2 separate regions of the Homo sapiens genome follow, and region 2 is linked to region 1. The links are chromatin loops, found by intact Hi-C in ENCODE. Cell type or tissue: transverse colon. All regions are shown on one strand. Links, peaks and the distances in the headings refer to the core of each region. The heading gives the core; the rest is flanking DNA.

Evidence for each region. A loop is a pair of places that touch in the nucleus more often than their neighbours do. Peaks named below come from ENCODE experiments on the same cell type or tissue, not always from the same donor. Only the 100,000 strongest peaks of a DNase experiment are listed, where the experiment ranks them.
Region 2: a loop joins it to region 1, with 6 times the contacts of the local background. A loop is called at or near these places in 1 of 110 quality-filtered maps.

The regions. Positions count from the first base shown.
Region 1 is chr20:2,788,806-2,799,430 of GRCh38, forward strand. CPXM1 (carboxypeptidase X, M14 family member 1) reads right to left here. Exons shown (of 14, transcript NM_019609.5): 2 at 9,921-10,088; 3 at 9,623-9,732; 4 at 9,347-9,486; 5 at 9,163-9,253; 6 at 8,387-8,537; 7 at 8,201-8,289; 8 at 7,722-7,845; 9 at 7,442-7,638; 10 at 7,177-7,356; 11 at 6,794-7,091; 12 at 6,472-6,611; 13 at 5,732-5,834; 14 at 5,269-5,626. The coding sequence ends at 5,385. Among named protein-coding and RNA genes, the nearest start is that of CPXM1, 6.5 kb to the right of the region's middle. RefSeq lists enhancers at 9,404-10,391, 10,392-10,625. In transverse colon, for the core only: no CTCF peak of the experiment used is centred there; no DNase peak of the experiment used is centred there; H3K27me3 peaks cover 5,387 bases.
Region 2 is chr20:2,134,104-2,144,728 of GRCh38, forward strand. It overlaps STK35 (serine/threonine kinase 35), which reads left to right. Exons shown (of 4, transcript NM_080836.4): 4 at 9,681-10,625. LOC124900458 (a long non-coding RNA gene) reads left to right here. Exons shown (of 2, transcript XR_007067499.1): 2 at 1-7,495. Among named protein-coding and RNA genes, the nearest start is that of STK35, 38 kb to the left of the region's middle. In transverse colon, for the core only: no CTCF peak of the experiment used is centred there; a DNase peak (open chromatin) is centred at 6,652.

The DNA of each region.
Region 1 (10,625 bases), core at 1,633-9,632:
CAGGCTGGAGTGCAGTGGCGTGATCACTACTCACTGCAGCCTCAACCTCCTGCTGGGCTCGTGATCCTCCCAGCTCCTCCTCCCACGTAGCTAGGACCACAAGTAGGTGCCTTCATGCCTGGCTAATATTTGTATTTTTTGTAGAGATAGCATTTTTCCATGTTCCCCACACTGGTCTTGAACTCCTGAGCTCAAGCATTCCACCCATCTCAGCCTCCTGAAGTGCTGGGATTAAAGGTGTGAGCCACCACACCTGGCCTCTTCATTCTATTTTTAGTGGACATTTGGATTTCTTCCAATTTGGATCTATTTCAAACAAAACTGCTATGAGCATTCATGTACATGTATCTTTTGTATGTGTATAAGAGTTTCTCTATGGTATATATTATATATCTAAGAATTGGGCATGTGTGTCTTTAATGCTACTAGATTATGCTGAGGTGTTCTCCATCTTCTCATACCACACATGTCAAATGGAATGCAAGAGCAAATACTTCTAATGATATGTGGTACAGACACAGGTAAGGGTTTACTAGAGGAAACTTCCAGGCAAAGAGTTGGAAAAAAATGTATATGATGCCCCAAATTCCCTTTATCCAAAAGGAAGCTTGCTTAGGTCAGGCAGGGCTAAACTCACTGTTGAAAGAGTTCCAGGAGAGTGGACACCTTCTCATGACACTCTACATATTTACAAAGGCAAGCGAGGGCTGGGGGCCCCTGGAAAACTAGCAACAACAGATGAAGATTTCTGGCCATGGAAATGTCTTAGCTGTAAATGAAGAGAATCCAGAGCTTGGACATCACTTGGGGAGCTCACATGCCAGTTCAGTCATGCTGAACTGTTCCTTTTGTGAAACGCATGTTCACATCTTTTGCCCATTATTATATTGGGTTATTTATTCTTCTTGGGGTTTGTCAGGATTCGTGTACCTGTGAATTGGTGTCTTTCATCAGTTCTGAAAAATTCTGTTAGCATCTCTTCAAAAGTTGCTGTTGGACTGGGCACAGTGGCTCACACCTGTAATCCCAGCACTTTGGGAGGCCGAGGTGGGAGGATCCCTTGAACTCAGGATTTCAAGACTAGCCTGGGAAACATGGCAAAACCCTGTCTCTACAAAAAATGCAAAAATTAGCTGGGCATGGTGCTACATGCCTGCAGTCCCAACTACCTGGGAGGCTGAGGTGGAAGGATCGCTTGAGTCCAGGAGGTTGAGGCTGCATGCAATGGGCAGTGATCACGCCACTGCACTCCATCCTATGTGGTAGAGTGAGACCCTGTCTCGAAAATAAAAAATAAAAAATTGCTCTTGACTTTGGTGGTGGCTAATGCCCATAATCTCAACACTTGGAGAGGCTGAGGCAGAAGGACCACTTGAACCCAGGAGTTTGAGACCAGCCTGTGCAACATAGGAAGACCCCGTCTCTACAAAAAATACAAAACTTAGCTGGGCATGGTGGTGCATGCCTGCAGACCCAGCTACTCAGGAGGGTGAGGTGGGAGGATCGCTTGAGTTCAGGAGGTCGAGGCTGCAGTGAGCTTTGATGACTGCACTCTGGGTGAGAGTGAGGCCCTGTCTCAAAAAAAAAAAAAAAAAAAAAAAGCTGTCTCTCACCACTCTTCCTCTCTTCACTTGTCAGCTTTTCTTCCATGTCTTTTAACATCTCTTCAATATTTTCTATCTCTTTCCACATTTTCCTCTATCTCTCTCTGTCCTTTCCCCAGAAAGGATATTCTCTTCTGTCCTAACTTCTAGCTCATTAATTCTCTCTTTAACTGTCTAACCCACTACTATACATACCCATTCAGTTTTTAGTTTAGGTTATTGTATTTTTATTTGTAGAAATTGTTAGGTTATATAGATATAGATATATAGATATAAATATATATTTTTTGAGACGGGAGTCTCGCTCTGTCGCCCAGGCTGACTGCAAACTCCACCTCCGGGATTCAAGCAATTCTCCTGCCTCAGCCTCCTGAGTAGCTTGGATTACAGGCACCCACCACCATACCTGGCTAATTTTTGTATTTTTAGTAGAGACAGGGTTTCACCATGTTAGCCAGGCTGGTCTTGAACTCGTGACCTCAGGTGATCTGCCTGCCTTGACCTCCCAAAGTGCTGAGATTACAGGCGCAAGCCACAGCACCTGACCCAAATAGCTCATTTTAACGTTTTTTTTTTTCTCTAATCTGAGGAGGCATCTTGTATGACTTTTATTTTACACAATGTGAACATGGTTGTTTTATAATCTGTAACTGGTGATTCAAATGTATTAAATCTTTGTAGGTCTAGATCTCCTATTTGTTACTGCTGCCTCATTTCCTTGATTTTTAATGTGATGCTTATTGTACTTAAAAAATTATTTGTATGACAATTGAGTAACAAGTTTACTGATGTAAAATTTTCGGTTCATTTTAAAAATTATGTGTCACATGTAACAGACTGACCGATATAAAATTCTCTGTTCATTTTACAAACAGTGTTCCCTAAAGTTGTACAATACTGTGATCCTACTTATGGATATTCTACAATATTTCAGATAATATAGGCTGACCAGCCAGGCACGGTGGCTCACGCCTGTAATCCCAGCACTTTGGGTAGCCGATCACCTGAGGTCAGGAGTTTAGCCTGGCCAACATGGTGAAACTCTATATCCACTAAAAATACAAAAACTAGCTGGGCGTGATGGCACACGCCTGTAATCCCAGCTACTCTGGAGGCTGAGACAGGAGAATTGCTTGAACCTGGGAGGCGGAGGTTGCGGTGAGCTGAGATTGCGCCAGTGCGCTCCAGCCTGGACGACAGAGCTAGACTCTCTCATAAAAAGAAAAAGGAAGGAAGGAAGGAAGGTATATAGACAGAGACTGGTCCATTTAACTTCATTTTAACATCTCTTTGGCTTGACTTCCTATAATGTAAAGGCTGGAAAGCTAAAAGCTAAATATCCCAGCTTCTTTTCTACCTGGCATTCCTCGTGTAACCTAGGTCCTGTCAAACAGATGCACAGGCCCTGAACTTGGAGCTAAGAATGGCAAAAGGAAGTGTCAAACACATTCAGGGAGATCAGATTTTCTGACAGTCATGGTAGTGGAGCTGTATGGTTTCTTTGGTACGAATATGAAATGTTCTGGCATCTAGTCCCCAGTATCTTAGTTGCCAAATATAAAGCAATGGTGAAAGTGATTATTTCTCTAGGAATATTCCCATGACATACATGGTTGGGGATTCCCTCTTGCCTTTGTTGACACTGACTGTAACGTTTCTGGTTATGGAGCATCCAAGTCCAGTTTCCAGCCCTCCTGGAGAGTGTGTGAGCTTCCTAAGACCCTTTAATCAATCCCTTTCTGCTTATTTAGAGTGCTATTTAGAGTGGATTCTATCATCTACACCTAAGAACACTTATATCCAATGAAACCAAAATAGAATCCAAGAAACTGTAGAACAAACTCAAGAGTACAATAACAAGAAATCCTAGACAAAAAAGCAGGCAAAGTTAAACTATGATGTTAGATGTGAGGATAGTGGTTACCCTTGACAGACAGGGGTATTGACTGGAAGGGTACACAAAGGGAGAATTTTGGAGTGCTGGTAGTATTGGGGTTTTTTAAACCTGGGTTATGGGTCCCTGAGTGTGCTCTGTCTGTGTACATTTATATGGCTGTGAACTTACATGCACTTTTCATTATATACGATAAACTTCAATGAATTAAAAATCTGTTTTTGAAAAATGACACTATAAGTGGAGGTGAGGAGAAAAGGTGCAGGGAAATTTGGTACTAGATCCTTCATGGCGATTAATGGATATTGACGCTGTGTGGGAGAGACAGAGACATCTCAAGAAACAGTGCAAGAGCCAAGCAGTAGGCAGAACTTACATGGCAAAAGGCTGCATGATGTCTTTATGCCAGATTTTGCCTATTACTATTTGCCCCATTCCTGTCCTTGGAAGCTCTACTCTGAATGACAAGGGGGTTGGGAGACTACATTTTGTAGGCTTCCTTGCCAGCTGAGTTACTGTTAGATTTTGCCAGTGGACTTCATAGCTCAGGGACTAGAAAGTGGGAGGAAATGAGAAACGGTCCTGTTTCTGGCTCTAGCCATGGCAGGTGATTGCCTGTGGTTGCAAGCAGTCACAAGTGATTACAAGCCTCCAGCACCATCAGCAAATACAGGTTATAAGCACCAGACCAAGGGTGCTATCCTGATTTCTGGGTAAAATTCCCTTCCTTTTGTTCATCCAGCTCTTTTTTGTTTATTTTGTTATGACCATCCAGGTTGGAGTATAGTGGCGCCATCATGGCTCACTGCTGCCTCTGCAGCCTCCACCTCCCAGGCTCCAGTGATCCTCCTGCCTCTGCCTCCCTTAGCCATGCGCCACTACAGCTGGCTATGTTTCTTATTTCTTATTTTTGTAGAGGCGGGGTTTGGCTATGTTATCCAGGCTGGTCTCAAACTCCTGGGCTCAAGCAATCCTCCCACCTCAGCCTCCCAAAGTGCTGGGATTACAGGTGTGAGCCACCACACCCGGCCTCATCCAGCTCTTCCAACACCTTCCTATCCAATTTCCAGCATTAAATTTCCCTCCACTTTAAGTGCCTAGAATGGGTTGTTTACCTGGCAAGACACAGACTGATACACAACTTCCCCTTCAGTCTGATAGAAACTCAGCAAAGCCTATCAGTTATCAATACTCTGAGAATGGCTGAAGCAAATTCAAATGTTCTCAGCTGACCCACCTTTGGCTGACCCTCCTCCTTGGAGCCATCCCTGTCCATACTCCACACCCTGCCCACCTCCCGCCTGAACTTCTAGAGCCACTACTTCTATTGCATCCTTGACTGCCCCAGTCCTGTTGATGTGCAGTGCTGTATTTCACGTGTGCAGCTCCCCTGCACTCTCACGGCACCTGGCCTCCACCCTAGCATGTCTCACAATGTACCGAACTGTCCTTTCCCTTGACTAGGAGCCCCAGGAGTTTGAGTGCAGGCACGGCTGATCCTGATTCCTTGCACACCTGGCAATGAGCAGGCGCTTACAGAATGCCTGGCAGCAGTGTAATGGTACCTGTAGCAGAAGCTGATCAGAAGAAATGAGTTGCTCTGCCAGGCCCTTGGTTCAAGAAGAGCCCAGGTGGGATCCTCTTTTCACACAATGTGTCCAGAAGCCAACTGATGAGAGTGTGCAAGTGTGCAGAATAGGAACTGAGGGCTGGGCCGAGGCCCGCCCCCGGGGGGAGGACCTGGGGCACAGAGACAACACGAAGATGAGCTAAGGTGCCCGGTAGCTTTAATGAGCACCTTTTCCTCACTTTGTCCCTCCCTCTCTACTCTTCCCCTTCCCGTCTTGACAGGTCCAGCCTGCCCTAGGGCTCTTAAACCGCAGGTATCAATCCTTCTGTCCCCTTAGCCGCTCCAGGCGCCTGCGAAGGTCCGGGGGCACCTTGGCCCCAGCTGCCAGCAGCTCGCGCAGCCTCTGTTTGGGAGTCTTGGTGAGCACGAAATTGCAGGGGAAGGGGCCCTCTTCAAAGGTGACCCGACAGTTCCGTGTCACTGAATGGTAGCCCTCGGCACTGGCAGTCACCATGTAGTCCCCTGGGGTCAGCAGACGCCAATAATCCCCGCCCCACGCTGAGGAGAGTGAAGGGCACGATCAGGACCCAATTAATGATCTTCTGCTTCTTCCCGAGCCTCCAGCCCTCCAGCCCCTTCCCTTGCCCTCCCGGTCAAACACACCCGTGGTCACGTCATGGTTAATCCCATCCACGGCAATGACAGCGTCAGCAATCCCAAGCTCCGTGTCCTTGTCCCTCACCACTCCTGCAATGCCCATGCGCACCTGTGTGGGAAGAGGTTATCAGAGCCCTTCCCCTTCGGCAGGATAATGTGCTGTTTAGCTAACTTGCTGGCTCTGTTGCCCTGCAAACCTGAGCAAAGTGGTAGGTCTACTGTGTTCCTAGGTGACACTACTTCTGGAAGAAAAAAAAAAAAGAAATCCTGATTGACAAATCACATCTGGACTAAGAAAATGATAAATACCTGGTAGGAAGGCTTATCTATCCTTGGGCTTTCCCAGGTTATTGGGCTTGTCTTTGGTAGACCCTTTGGAAGCTCTGCTTATGGAGCTATTACAAGGGTTATGAGCTCCATGGAACATGAAGCTTCTATGCCAGGACAGCTCCTGCACCTGCCTCACGTGAGTCTCTCCTGAGGATAGCTCTGGGGCAGCGCCACGGACCACCACCTAGACTGCAATGGAGGCTCCTCCCACCGGCTCTAACACGATGCCACGCTGCCAGCAAACTGCACTTCCTGTCCTGTGTGCTTCCAAGACAATCTGATACCAAGCATGGCCCATGGCATCTTGTGAGTCTGAATGCTCAGCTGGACCTTAGAAGAACCCCTGGTAGGAGCTGTAGCCTAAATGGACAGCAGGAGTGATTCAGGCAGGCTGGGGGCCGGGACGCAGATCCGACCTGCTCCAGGTAGGTGAGGAGGGCGTCTTTGTTGTTCTCCCACTCCTGGGGCAATTCATTCTCGTGAGGGAACTTGTCACAGGACAGCTCCACAGTGACCTCAAAGCAGTTGGTGTGTAGGTAGCTGAAGTCATTCATGCCTAAGGGGACCACAGACACTGCTGCCTAAGCAGGCGGGATGCGGTCCCATCCTCCCGCTACCCTCCCTTCTCTGAGGGACACTTCAGAGTGGGAACAGACGCCAGCACTGTACGCAACCGCAGGCTGTCTTATCAGGGCGGGGGTTACGGGGCCAGGGCTAACTCCACCCTCAGGCACATACTCCCGGGGACCGTGTGCCAGTCAGCCCCGTTGATGATGTTGCCGTGCACGGAGAAGTCCTGGCTGTGGCAGGGTCGGCGGCTGGTGTCCTGCATGGCCAGATTACTGCCAGCATAGACAGTGCTGAGCCAGCGAAACACAGCATCATCTGGTGTGGGCGTGAGCTCGCGGGCAGCCCACGGGGTGCGAGTCATGTCGAATGGGTAGGACACCACGAGCTCACCCCCGTGGAGGTTGGCACTTAGCACAAAGGGGATCCGCTTCATCCACTTGATTACTGCCCGCGTTTCAGGAGCCACCTGGATGGGGCAGGTCAGGAGGGGCAGGAGACAGAGACAAGGTCCGCCCCCCACAGACCTCCACTGCCGCCCTCAAAATACTCACGGTGGCATTGGGCAGGGTGTAGTAAGTGGGCAATGGCAGGTGATGGTTGGGGACGATGTGGGGCACCTTCCCATCGTCCTGTGCTTCCCACAGTGGTGTGTTGAGGTCAGCAAAATTATGGTTAAGATCGATGCTCTGGTTGTTCCAGCGGCCCTCGGCCCAGCCCACCAGCTCTGAACCCTGCCGGGCAAGAGGCTTGTTCAAGTCGAGCAGGTCCAGCCACCAGGGCAGAAGGACAGAGTGGCCCTCATGCTGGGTGGCCTACCCGGTGGTAGGCGATCTCATAGCCATCAGGGTTCATGGAGGGCAGCAGGTGAATGCGCATCTCAGAGAGCAGCCGGGTCACCCGTGGGTTCCCTCGCAGGAACTCATGGCACAGGAACTGCATCAGGAGCAGAAGCAACTCCCGCCCCAGGGCCTCGTTCCCATGCATGCCAGCCACGTAGCGCACCTCAGGCTCCCCTGGGGACACATGGGGGCTTGCAGCGGGTTCATGCCTGGGGCCCTGCCCTGTGCCTACCTCTCCCCACTCCCCATGCCAGTACCCAGCTCATGCTCCCCAGGCTTGTCCGACATTTCCATCACATACAGCTTCAGGCCCTGGTAGCTCTTCCCAATGCTGTAGATGCGGGTGATGTTGGGGCATTGCTCTTGTACCTGCTTCATCAGCTGGTGGGCAGAGTGTAGCGTGGCATGAGGCATGGGAGGGGTACACCCAGGGGCAGATCACATGTGCCATGGAAAGACTTAAAAAGTCAGCGATGGCCCACACAGAGGGGGCATCCCATCATGGTACAGGAGGGGAGCGGCAGCAGAGCCGGGAGGAAGGGGTAGGACTGGGGGGGCGCCATAATAAGGGAAAGTGGGATGGAGCTTAGGGGTCCACAGGAGAGAAGGCTGAGACATCAGGAGGCAGCAGGGGCATACAAGCGCAGTCACAGCAGGTTGTGCCCCGGTGGGAAGGTGGGAAGGGGACCTGAGATGGGTGGGCCCTCCTTCCCAGGTCATAGGGGTTATATCTGACCTTCCTCATGGCCTTGTAATTGTGATGCTGAAAGTCTAGAGGGTCAGAGGATCCCGACGCAGGGGCCTCAAGGAATAGGTCATTGGGGTCTGGTGGAGGTTGAGTTTATGGTAAAGGGTGTGTCCACAGTGAAGGATGCACCCTGCATCCAAGCCCTGCCCAACCAACCCTGGCCTGACTGCCCACCTGAGACTGGGCAGGCCAGGATCTCTGCCCGGAGGCAAGGCGCGCCTCCCTGGAGCCAGGTCTGGGGCAGCAGGCGAATGAAGCGGGCCACCTGGGGCTCCGGCAGGAGGTTCAGCACTGGAGTTTCTGGGTCTGAATTGGCAGGAAATACCTGGGGGCAGCAAGTTCTCTGTTGTGGCTGCTCAAACCCCAGAAGCCTGGCCCAGGACCCAGGGAAGGAGCTCAGGCCTCCAAGCTTACTGTCTCCCCACCCTAGTGGGCTCAGCTAGAGACTTGCACTGTGCATCAAACACAGACCCCGGCCCACAGCCCCTGCCAATGGGCAGCCCTAGGCAGCCTTGCTCTCTGGATTGGACACAGTTCATTAGACCAGTTTGGCCACATGACTCGGGGGAAGCCAATCCTAGAGCTGGCCAGGACTCCACATTGTAGCCTGCTGTAAAAAGAGGTCCATGAGATGCGGAAGTCAGAACCACGAGAAGGCAAGAAGTGATGTGGACCAGAGGCCCCGGGCCAGAAGGGGCACGCCAGGAGGAAGCTGTACCGTGAAGCAGCACCCACCCTGTGGTGGCATTATCTGGGGAGGATGTGGGCATGTCCCAAAGCAGCTGGCTCCCAATGGTGCCTGCCGTGTGCCACCCTCTTGACAACAAGCCACACCCCCCTGGGAAGCCTAAGCTGGCGTCTATTCCTTGTCCTCAGAGGAGCCTCAGCCTAGCCTGGACTGGGTGCCCAACTCCCAGCATGGAGGCCCCAGCCACAGTGGGACCACTCACTGCGTCCATCCCACTGCTGTGGTTCCTACTTCCCCACCAGGTCCGACTGTCATTGCTGAACTGGACCTTGTATGATGTGACCCAGTCATACCTGGCAGGAGAGGTGGAGAGAGATCATCGGTGCCCCCAGGACTCCCACCCCAGTCCTTCTGTGACCTCCTGACCTAGGGTTAGTCTGCCTCACCTCCAGACAGAGTTCCTGCCCTGTGTGATAACACCCGAGAAGCGGGTGGGGTGCCCAGCGTCCACCTGAAACCATGGATCGGCGTCCTGCTCCTCAGCACACCAGGCTCCATCATATAGATCGCCGTCCTCCAGGCCTGACTGCAGACACAGGACATGGTGGTCAGGCCCAGTTGGACAGAGTGGGGCAGGCCAGGACAGAGAGGAGGCAGGAGAGAAGCTCCCAGGGGCTGCCTTCCCTACCCTGAGACCATGGCTCCGAGCCAGGATTACTGACCTGAATGTTGAGCCGTCCTCGGTGTGGTCCAAGACCAAAGGACTGGCTGCTGGATGCCTCAAGCCGGCTATCTGAAACTCGCAGGGACTCCAGACCCAAAGGAGGACAGCCTGGGGCGGGGATAGAACAGTGAGACAGGACCAGAGGGAGGGTAGCCAGGGCAGGTGGGAAGCTGAGCCTAAGGTTGCTCCTGCGCTAGGCAAGCAAGGGGCGTGCCGGTGCCCATGAGGCCAAGAGCTGTGCTGGTAAAGTGCCCCAGGGGCTGCAAGTCTGGGCTGGGCCCCTGGAGAGGAAGTACCTGTTTCTTGTTTCTCAGCGGGGTCGAGGGTCCCTGCTGGAGTGGGGGTCACAAGGGGCCCGGCAGTCACCAGTGGGGTGGGGCGAGTTAGAGTTAGCTTCTTCCGCTTCTTCATAATGACCTTTTTCTTCTTGATGACTCGAATCCGGACATGCTGTTCTGAGGTCCCTTGGGGTCCGAGAGGCACAGCATGGGGGAAAGGAAGAATGGTGAAACCCCGGATGGAAAGGTCTGCCAGCCCAAGAAGACATGTGAGCCCACAGCAGGCCACACCACCAGGATCTAACAGCCTTCACAGGACATCAAAGGCCTGCAATCTGACCCCAACCTGCCTCTCCAGTCACTTCCTTGGCTCCTCCTTCTCCTCCCTGATGTAACTACATGCTTGGCCAGCCTCCCCTGTGAACCTCTAATCCAATGGAGAGCTGCACCCAGCCTCTAGAAACTGTTCGGTTGCTCCAAAGAGCTGAGTCTGGCACTTTACCTCCGGGCCTCTGCACTAGCTATCCCCTCCCCTGTAATGCTACCCCTCGCCTCTGATTTTTTCACCTAATTCCCATTCTTCCTTTGCATCTCAGCCCAGATGCCTTTCCAAGGAGGCTTTCTTAGCTCCAGACTCAGCATCATGCCCCAAAACCCCTGTGCCGCTTCCATTGTTGTGTCTGCTCTCTGGGCTCAGATGGCCTGTCCTGGAATCCATGTCTG
Region 2 (10,625 bases), core at 1,806-9,805, 650 kb before region 1:
GGAGTCTCAGGCTGGGCGTGGTGGTGCACACCTGTAATCCTAGCTATTGGGGAGGCTGAAGCAGGAGAATCGCTTGAACCCGGGAGGCAGAGGTTGTAGTGAGCTGAGATGGTGCCACTGCACTCCAGCCTGGGCAACAGAGCGAGACTCCGTCTCCAAAAAAAAAAAAAAAAAGATGGGGCGGGTCTCGGGTTCTGCTAGAAACTTTCAAGGAGGAGGAGGACCTCACTGTTGCCCTGTTAGAAAGGGCTCTGGTGCATTGAGCTGAAGTCTGCCTCCCTCCAAACACTCTTTGGCCTGATTTCCCTCAGCCCCAGCCACACAAGTTGTACGTCTCACCTGTGCTGGGGGTGCCCTGTTTAGAGCACTCATGTGCCACTGTCCAGTTAGTTTTTGCCTTAATAAATAAGGGGCCTATAGAGGGCCTCTTCTCAGTATTCTTTGTGCCATGTTCCTTTCTCAGAACCTGAATGGTGTGTTATTCTACCATTTAAAAAATGCCTGGGGCCTGGCGCGGTGGCTCAGGCCTGTAATCCCAGCACTTTGGGAGGCCGAGGCTGGCAAATCACCTGAGGTAAGGAGTTCAAGACCAGCCTTGCCAACATGGTGAAACCCCATCTCTACTAAAAATACAAAAATTAGCCGGGCGTCATGGCACACGCCTGTAATCCCAGCTACTCGGGAGGCTGAGGCAGGAGAATCGCTTGAACCCGGGAGGTGGAGGTTGCAGTGAGCCGAGATTGTGTCATTGCACTCCAGCCTGGGCAACAGAGTGAGACTCTGTGTCAAAAAAGAAAAGAAAAAAAAATGCCTGGGATATGCATTAAACTTCCCAGCCCTAAGGGGCTTTGCAGAACCTGTGCATCCTTGGGGTTAGAAGGAGTCCAGGTTAAGAACCCCTGTGCTGGCCCCAGGTCCTTCATTTGGCAGGGGAAGAAATGAAGTCTCCAGAGGGGGAGTAGGGAGAGAGCTAGAGGGGCCTGGAACCAGGTTTCCCACATTTACTCTTAGCAACAGGCAAGATCCTTCATCTTCCCGTGTTTCACTTCAGTTCCTCTTAGTAGGTTGCCTCCTGGGAGCACATTCCTATGATTGCATCTGTGCTTTTATAGCCTGGGCGACAGTCTGTCTGCCTTTCAGAGAATCCGTGGGACTGGCTTCCTCTGGATACACTTAAGTGGGTGAACAGAATGTGGAAGATGGTGGCAGGGGGTGGCTAGGTAAAGGGTGGACCCCTGCTGAGCAGGGGCTGGTGGTGCTCAGTTCCTTGTAGGGCTGCCCCAGCCGCCTCTTTCAACAATCCATGTGTTTTGAATGTGGCATATGGGAGTCCTCCAGCAGTCCAACATATCTGGCAGGACTTCAGCCAGGATTCCACTTCCTGGACCACTTGTTAGCTAAAGAGACTTATAGGATATATTTGCCATTTTACAAATGGTTGGGTCTAGAAAGAGGCTTTGTGCATTTTAAGATCTTGGGCAGGGCGTTGTGGCTCACACCTGTAATCCCAGCACTTTGGGAGGCCAAGGCAGGAGGATCACTTGACCCCAGGAGTTCAAGACCAGCTTGGCCAACATGGCGAAACCCTGTCTCTACTAAAAATACAAAAATTAGCCGGGCGTGGTGGTGCGCGCCTGTCTTCCCAGCTACTCAGGAGAATCACTTGAACCCAGGAGGTGGAGGTTGCAGTGAGCCGAGATTGCACTGCTGCGCTCCAGCTTGGGCGACAGCAAGACTAATAAGACTAATTAGCTGGGCACAGTGGCATGCACCTGTGGTCCCTACTCAGGAAACTGAGGCGGAAGGATCACTTAAGCCAGGGAAGTCAAGGCTGCAGTGAGCCAGGATCATGCCTTTGCACTCCAGCCTGACAGAGCAAGGCCCTATCTCAGAAAAAAAAGCCATCTTGGGAAGTCCATACTTTCAGACTAAACCATAGTGCTCCAGTCATAAGTCTACTCTTTTCATTAACCTCTTACCATACCTAACTTAGACTCAGGGGACACATTCTGAGGCCGGGCCTGCTCCAAATAGCCACACTTGGATTTCAAGGAACCCCTCCACGTGAAACAGATGTATTTGCCAAAGTTGGCCGTCTTCTTCCCCTTGAAAGAAGGCCTCCTGTTGAGAAGTCAGTAAGGGGAATAGTAGCAGAGAGAGCTGAAATCGAGACAGGAGCCCCCTGGTTGTGTAACTGATAGGCTATGTAATGTCAGGAAAATCTGTAATCCCTGCATGCCTCATTTCTCTCACCCAGCTCTGAAGGTGTGAGAGAGGGGAGCAGCACCCTGTAGCATGGTAGAAAAATAGCATGGGCTTCCGACTTGGACACGGTCCCAGCTCTGTCCCTTACCAGCTGCTGGAGTTTGGAGAAGTGGCCCAGCTCTCTGAGCATCACTGTCCACACCTGGCTTGCCGGGATTTTCAGTGGGAACGTGTGCAGAGCACTTGGCAGTGATGCAGGAACTCAACCAAAGGCAGAGATTTTTTTATAATCATGTGTTTATGTTAAAACCCTATCATGTGGAATGAATGATTCTGTGAAGTTTTATTGCTATGTACTAATTCCCAGTTTCTAGCTATCACCTGGTATTTGAGCTCTTCCTAAAAACCCAGCACTGCTGCTTGGTCACCTGAGAGGCTTAAGAAAAGCAGCAGACTCTCTCTGTCCTGCAGGAAGCTCAGGGTCTAAGATGGTAAGGTTGGAGCACACGACAAGGCTAGTGGGATCTGAGGTCGTCCATGCCTTTTCACTGGGCAGGGGGACAGAAGAGTTCCCATAGAGACTGGGCCCTCTGGGAGTGTTTCCTGGGGAAGGCGTGTGGATGGGAACCCAAAGGGTGAATGCGATCTGAGTGACAGATAGGGGGTGGGAGTTGGGGTAGCCAGATCAGCAGGAGCTGAAGACCCAAAGCAGGAGGGAGGCTGTCACCTCAAGAGAAGATCAACTTGAGGCCAAGGCATCTTTTCTGGAATTTTTGCCCTGGCAAGTGACTGCAGTGAGGTTTTATGGGTTTGGTTTTGTGTTTTTTTGGATGTGATTTGCAGCCACTGTTGTAGCTTATTAAAGTACCTCCTGTGCACCTCACTCCACCTGCTATGTGTACTATCACTGGTCTTTGTACCCGGCAAAGTAGACATTTCCTCATTTTAGGCTGAGCAAACTGAGGCTCGGGGGACCCTGACTTGGTGAAGGTCAGCTGGGATGTAAATTTTGGATCTTCCTACTCCAAAGCCCATGCCTTGAGAGAACACCACCTCCAAGCCACGCTCCTCTGCATTTGGGGCCTGCCCCTGGATATCTGCCTGTGGGTGAGCTGCCTTGGTTTGGTCTCCTGGTCAGGGCTCAGATGTCGTAAGGCGTGGACCTGTGGTCTTCTGGGTTGTCATGGAGCACTGCGAAGCTCCTGTTGTATATGTTGTATAATCTCTGCCCTCTTGCTCCTCTTTTTCCTAACATTTTGCCCGTTCTGTATACCCGAAGACTGAAAACAGTGTTATCCCATTTGTCAGTACTCCCATTCCTTCGACCCTGACAACAGGCACGTTCACAGCACAGTCATCCCTGTTTTTGCCCTACTTTAAGCACCACAGTTGGGAGTGCAGCCTTAGAGGAATGATGCATCAGGAAGCGTGACTCCCTGGCCTTGGTGCCTCTGAGTGATTGGAGGAGACATTCGTGCTGGGGCCACCGAACCCCCAGGGCTGGCATGTTGATGTCTGAATGTGAAAAGCCAGATGCTTTGGTGTATTAAACAAGTGAAGAATGACTAACCCCACTTAGAGGAAGGAGAGGACTGCCGTCTGTGACCCTGACAGATGACTTTGCCTCTGTGCACTTGTGAGGCCTGCTTGCTCCACAGCACGATATGCTGAAAATTAATAACCTGAGCCTCAGTTTGCTCATCTGTAAAATGAGGATAATTCTTACATGGTCCTTTGGACAAATGAGGTGTTGCATATTCAGTTTGCACGGCAGCTAGCATGTCATAGGTATCATTAGCTACAGTGATAATGCCACTACACAGGACTGCGGGTGAATTTAGGTAGGAGTGAATTCTTGGCTAGCCACCCAATAATACCCCACTTTGAGTTTATACTGTACCTTAGTCTATGAGTATGCCAATGGGATGACTTTCTTTTCTATTAACTAAATCTGAGAGTCAGGATAGAAAGAGAAAATTGGGCTTTGGGTTTGAAGTCCCAGTCTGTGATACCCTAAGAACCAAAATGACCATTAACATGAATGACAGCAAGATCGATCTTACTGAATGCCCCACCCTGGGTCAGGTGCCATGACAGGCAATTTACTTGAAGAATTCTTCACTCTTCACAGCAGGCCCCTGAAGAGGAAAGAGTTCCATGCCCATTTTCTAGTTTAGGAGAAGGAGATCATGGAAGTAGCTAGTAAATGGCAGAGCTTGCATTTGAACCAGGACTGTCTGCCATAGAGCCTGTGTTCTTCCCTGAGGGAGCACTGGAGTGACGATAAACCTCGTGGTTACCAGACTTCCACATTTCCTAAGATGGTGCAATTTTAAAAACTGGGGAGGCAGGTCCAGGAGGGAAGCAATTTTTAAAACCATTCCTACTTACTTTCATCATCATTTCATCAAAGAAATGATGTTTTAGGCCAGGCATGGTAGCTCATGCCTGTAATAATCCCAGCACTTTGGGAGACCAAGGCAGGAGGATTGCATGAGCGAAGCCAGGAGTTTGAGACCAGCCTGGGCCACATAATGAGACCCCGTCCCTACAAAAATAAAAATTAAATCTAGCCAGGTGTAGTGGCATGTACCTATAATCCCAGCTGCTCAGGAGGCTGAGGCAGGAGGGTTGTTGAGCCCAGGAATTTAATGCTGCAGTGAGCTATGGTTGTGCCACTGTACTCCAGCTTGGGTGACAGAGTGAGACCCTGTGTCTTAGAAAAGAAAGCAAAAGGTAATGACATTTTGACACTAATAAAGTAGGAAGGCCATCCTTTTAGAGTAAGGGATAATCACCAAGGTATTCTGTGCCTGCAGGCTGAGGAGTAGGGGAAGGAGGTGAACACGTGAGCCATCCTTGTCTCCAGCCCCATCCTGCTGTGCATGTTCCCCTCATATCTCCCAGGCTTCTGTTCTCCAAGCTGCTAATGGCCTTCATGAAAGTAGTTCAGTTTCTCAGTCTTCTTAAACAGACCAGACACCTGCCTGACTGGCAGAGAAGCTTGCTGGAAGACCGTTCACTGCCTGGTTGGCACCATGTCCCCTTTTGTCCCCCGAGCACTAGACCTGTGCACAGGCACGTAAGCCTTCCATGAGCCTTTTTTCTGAGTGAGTCTATTTATAAATGAAGGGATTAGATGGGTTTTAAACTCCACTTAAGACTCTTCTTGTCTTCTCTAGGAAGGGATTTTGCATCGTTACATGTCAAAAGCAGGGGATTTGGAGTGAGACTGCCCTGAGTTAAACCCTTTTCTCTACCACTTACTGTCTATGAGGCTGTTCTCTCTGAGCTTCAGTTTTCTCATCTCTAAGACGAGGGGGACGATAACCCCTACCTCTTAGGGTTGCTGGGGTGAAATGAGGCAATGGATGTAAAACACTCGATCCTTTAACAGTGATTGGAAAGCAGTGTTGCTTTACGAGGTTGTTGCCTATAACACAGTTAGAACTTGCACAGACAGACTGCTCAATAAGTGATTGCTGTTACGCCAGTTACAGAGAAATAAGAAGGTGGGGTGCACTGAGAGAACTTGGTCCAAGAGCTGAAATGAGAAAGGTAAGGATTCATAGCACATTTTCCCAGATCACTGACACCTTCCACCCCCAAGGTCATCTCAGGTGCAAGCTACTGGAACCATTGCTGAGCCGGCTTTGGAAGCACTGATTGAAGACTATCATAGTGCAGAGACTTTGGGTAGTAAAGCTGGAAAACTTTGGATTAAGTGCTGGTTCTACTGCTCAGCAACTCTGGTGTGGGGCAAGTTGCTCCATTTCTCTGGGCCTGTTTTCTTGTGAAAACTGGCCAAATCCCTCCTCACAGTAATCATGGAAGGGCACTACAGATGTCAGTTGCAGGTTTATCACATCACCACTTTTCATTATGCTTAGCAGGTGTGATTTTTGCCCTCAAGGAGCGGGCTCTGGTCAGAGGTAGGGGTTCCACAGAGAGGAATGAGAAGAGCCCCGGTAGAAGCTGGTAGCCAGGCAGTCAGGCACAGCCTGAGCAGTCAGGGAGCTGAGATGTGGCATCTGCTAGGATGAAGCACCACAAGCCTAAGGCCTCCCCAAGGGCCCACTGGGGCTGAGACCTACACCCTTTATTGTGCCCACAAGTACCTGGGAGGGTCTGTGCTTAAACTCAGAACCATGTGGTCTGAGCCATTCCTGTTCATAGCTACAGAAAGCGCCTCCACTACCTTCGGTGAGCTTACTGTGCTGTTAGCTCCCTGGGAAAAATGCTCTTTCTGTGATGGCAGATGGGAAAAGAACCCCAAGCCAAGATCCTCTCCCCAGTAGAGAGCCCTCTTATTTTCCTTCTTTGTGCCCACAAGAGAGAACCAGACTCAGACCTGTAGGCTGTTCTGAGGCTTCCAACAGGAGGGCCAGAGCCAGTGCCAGAGCTAGAGGGAGCAGGGAGGAGCCTTTGGGAAATGTCAGCTTCACTTCCTGGCATGGGACCCAGTGATTACAGCGGTCATTACAAGCTGGTGTCTCAGGAGTTCTTGCAGAGTGCTGTGCTGTTGGTCTGACCTTCTGTAGTCACACTGTGTTCTGCTAGTTTATTATGTAAAAAGGAACCTCTGGTTTCTGAACCTGCCTCCTTGCCAACACTGCTTTTCAGCTGCCACATGCTACCTTCCTGCTGATGGGCATCCTTTTCAGGAGATTGTCCGCAGGGAGGGAGGAAAGGAATGCTGGAAAGTCATAACTGGTCCCAAAGATTATTTTAGCACATCACATGTGGCTGTATAATTTCTCATCGTATTTCACAAGGTCTTAATGTCTCAGATGGTGAGGGCCTACCCTAAATACCCTCTTCCCCCATCTTCAGGTTGATCTGCTGTGTCTACGGAAAGCACGGAGAGAAAGCAATAGGCATGCTAAATAGAGCTAGAGTTTGAGATGGCTGCTGAATCATCAGGGAATATGTTTATGATGATTTTCTTTTTCCAAGTCAAAAACTGGGATACAAGACCCACAAGTGGATTTTTTTGAGGGGAATTAACAGACCAAGGAACAGAAGCAGCAGAGTGAAAGACTGGGCCCGAGAAATCCTGTATTTTCTTTCCAGATCAGCCACACCCACTTTCTTGGTCACCCGCTCCCTGGGCAGTAGAGCAGGGAGTCACATAGTCTAACCTCCCGTTTGGCAGTGTGGAAGCTCTCCTTTGTCCACTGGGCATGGAAGAGTCCAGACAAGACCCCACATCTGGACCTTTCTATTGGAGCTGCCAGCTTTTCTTGTTCATTAAAGTACCCTATTTTTCCTATTAAAAACTAAAATATAACATTGGTGTGTGTTCATTATTAAAAATCAGAAGTGAGGGAAGAGGAAAATCCAGTCACAACAAGCACAACATGTTGGTGTATTTATTGTCAGATTTTCCTACACTGAGGGGTTTGTGTTTTTACATAGTTATGGTCATGCTGTGCGCTACACAACTTTGTAACCTACCCTTTTCCACCTACCCCAGGGAAGTGCTTTTGTCATAATCTTCAAAATGTCATGCAATGATCTCATTTCCTCTGTAGTATATCAGTGCGTTGAAGGATCATTTGCTTACTTAATCCTTATTTTTGGACTTGTGAGTTGTTATATTTCAGTGAACTTCTTTATCCATAAAGTTCTTTTCATATTTAGGTTTATCTGTTAAGCTTGGCTTTCAGGAGTAGAATTTCAGGGAGCTACCAATCTAAACACCTTTGAAGCCCTAAAAACAGTGCCAGACTACCTTCCAGAAGCCTTATCCCCTCCTCCAGCAGTGTGCGGGGCACCCTCACCAGCCAGAAACACTTTCAGTGGTTGCGTGGCTGAGAACCATGGCCTGTTCAGATTTAACACGTTTATAGTCTCTGGTTGGGGACAGTTGGCCAGGAAGGGGTAGAGTCATTGAGTATGTTTGTCCCTGCTGTGGGCCAGGAACCTGAGTCATTCCACCCAGACCTCAACCAAGAGTCCCCAGTGCTCAGAGGGAGAAACTGAGGCCAACAGACAGTAAATTATCCAATATTGTCCTATCCTGCTGCCTCTTGGGAGGACTGGCCAGGTCCCTTCCCAGGAGCTGAGGACAACGAGCTGGTGTTGTCAGCCCGCACAGGTGGCAAGTCATGGCAGCCACGGTGCTGGCTCTGCCTGACAAAGAAAGGCACGCACAGTGAAAGACTTGTCTGCTTTGGTCATTCGGGCACTTTAAAAACTCCTAGATGGGCCAAGGTAGGTGGATCACTTGAGCCCAGGAGTTCAAGACCAGCCTGGACAACATGACAAAACGTCGTCTCTACTAAAAATATAAAAATTAGCCTGGCGTGGTGGCATGTGCCCTGTAGTCACAGCTACTCAGGAGGCTGAGGTGGGAGGATCACTAGAGCACAGGAGTTCAAGGTTGCAGTGAGCTGTGATCAAGGCACTGTACTCCAGCCTGGGTGACAGAGCAAGACCCTGTCTCAAAAAACCTCCTAGATGATTCCATGTGCAACGAGGCTGGAGCACTGTTGCCCTAGATGGCCCGCCCTGCCCAGGACAGCGCTATACTTAGCACTGATCCGATAGCTCAGAGTGGGCGCTGCCCAAGACTAATCTCTGTGGGCCCTTGTATTCTAGGCCTCCAGTAGAATAAGCCACTGAAGGGCAGGCTTCTTGTCTTATTCCTGAGGCCTGGCACTAAGGCAGTTTCCAAATAATAGCCAACACTAATAGGATCAGGCACTCTTCTTGGTTTTACGTTCATTTAATCTTCATAATAGCCTGTGACGCAGGTACAGGTGATGAGACCAGGGAACAGAGGACTTAAATTCCCCCACAGTCGAGGGGCAGCTCCTGTTTACTCAGTTGCCCGTTCTGGCTCCAGAGCCCTCGTTCTTAACCCCCACAGTGCACTGCAGCAGACAGTGCAGGCCCAGTCCAGCCCTGCCCCTGGGTGTGGGATTCTGGCCCATGTTAAGACCTGAGCAGGTAGCCTGGTTCGGATTCTCAGAGGCCTGAGCTTCACTCTTCTCTTCTGTAAAACAGGATTACTGAACCTAGAGAGGGTTGCTGTGGCGTTTCTAACAAACAGCACAATTAATCACAGAGAGTGGGGAAGAAAGCATGAGTGGAAGCAGTGCTGGCAAGGTCTGTGGGGACAGACTATCCAGGGTGGGCCCTGCGGTGTCTTGCTCCTAATAGTACGGGGAAGCCAGGGTTCAAGATTGGTTTGACAGCTAGAGCCAGCAAGCTTGGGTTCCCAGCTAGTGTCTGCCCCTTAGTCAGTGTGCCCTTGGGTAAGTTACTTAACCTGAGCCTCAGTTTCCCTATCTGAAAAATAAGCATGTGTGAATAAGACCAGGGAGGTTGTGAAGCTAGATTTACCCCATCTCTTTAGAGCTCTGCCCCACAGCCCCCAGCACACACAGCTTCAGTGTTCCTCTGGGTTGAGGGCTGGTGCCCAGGCCTGCTGACCAATGTCCCCTCCTTACCCGCCTTCTGTCTTCCAGGTCGATTCCTCGGGACCCACAGTCTCACCACGTCTCCTCCAGAGGACGGCAGAGGGTACAGGTGGTGGCCTGGCCGGTTGGCGATCTCCCGACAGCTGGATCCGGCAATGTGAAGCTTTTGTTTGGGTTTCCCCGCTTCTTTTTAGTTTTGCTTTATTTTTTTCCTTTTCTTTTCTTTTTTTTTTTTCCTCTTTCCTTTTTTTAAATTTAAACCATTGAGACTTCAGAAGAGCAGGACACAATGCTGTGGACAGGCACCAATTTCTTTAAAGAAATTCAATGTGGGCAAGGCATATGTGTAAATTTCACTTTTACTTTTTATAAGGGGTTAGGGAGCTATTTTTGGTTTTGTCCTTCACTTTCCCTCTGTCTTCCTTCTTTATACTTTTCTCAGTTCTACTTATGACACCTCACTTCCCTAGAGAAGGCCTGCCTCCCCATAGGGAATCTGGGGGTTTCTTCTGGAACGGGGCGTGAGGACACAAGGAGGCCTCTGGGCCACGCCTCCCTACCAGATGCAGGAACTCCTGGACTCCTTGGTGGGCTGGCCCTGGCTAGCCCTTGGGCCTCGGAGATGATCAGAGGTGAAGAACCGCCTGGAAGAGGAAGGCCAGGGTTTGGCCAGGAGAACTAAGAAGGTCTCAACTCCAGGCTTTGTTGTGTTTAAGCTATTGAGAGCCCCAGGCCACACCAGGACTTGCAGTGGTGGGAATCCATTCCTCTTCTGCCCTGTGTTGCAGGGAACTAGGAGGTAAGGGTGGAGGGCGACCATCTCGCTCTTGCTGGCGGTGGAGCAGCCATCCCTGCCTTTCTGTTGGGAAAAACTGTTGTGCCAAACTCTTGTGTGGAACACAGCTGGGTCTTCAGCAGGCATCTGTCACTGCCGTGAGGTCAGCGCTTCTCACCTAACTGCCTCCTGGATTGTCATCTTCCCAGATGTGTCCC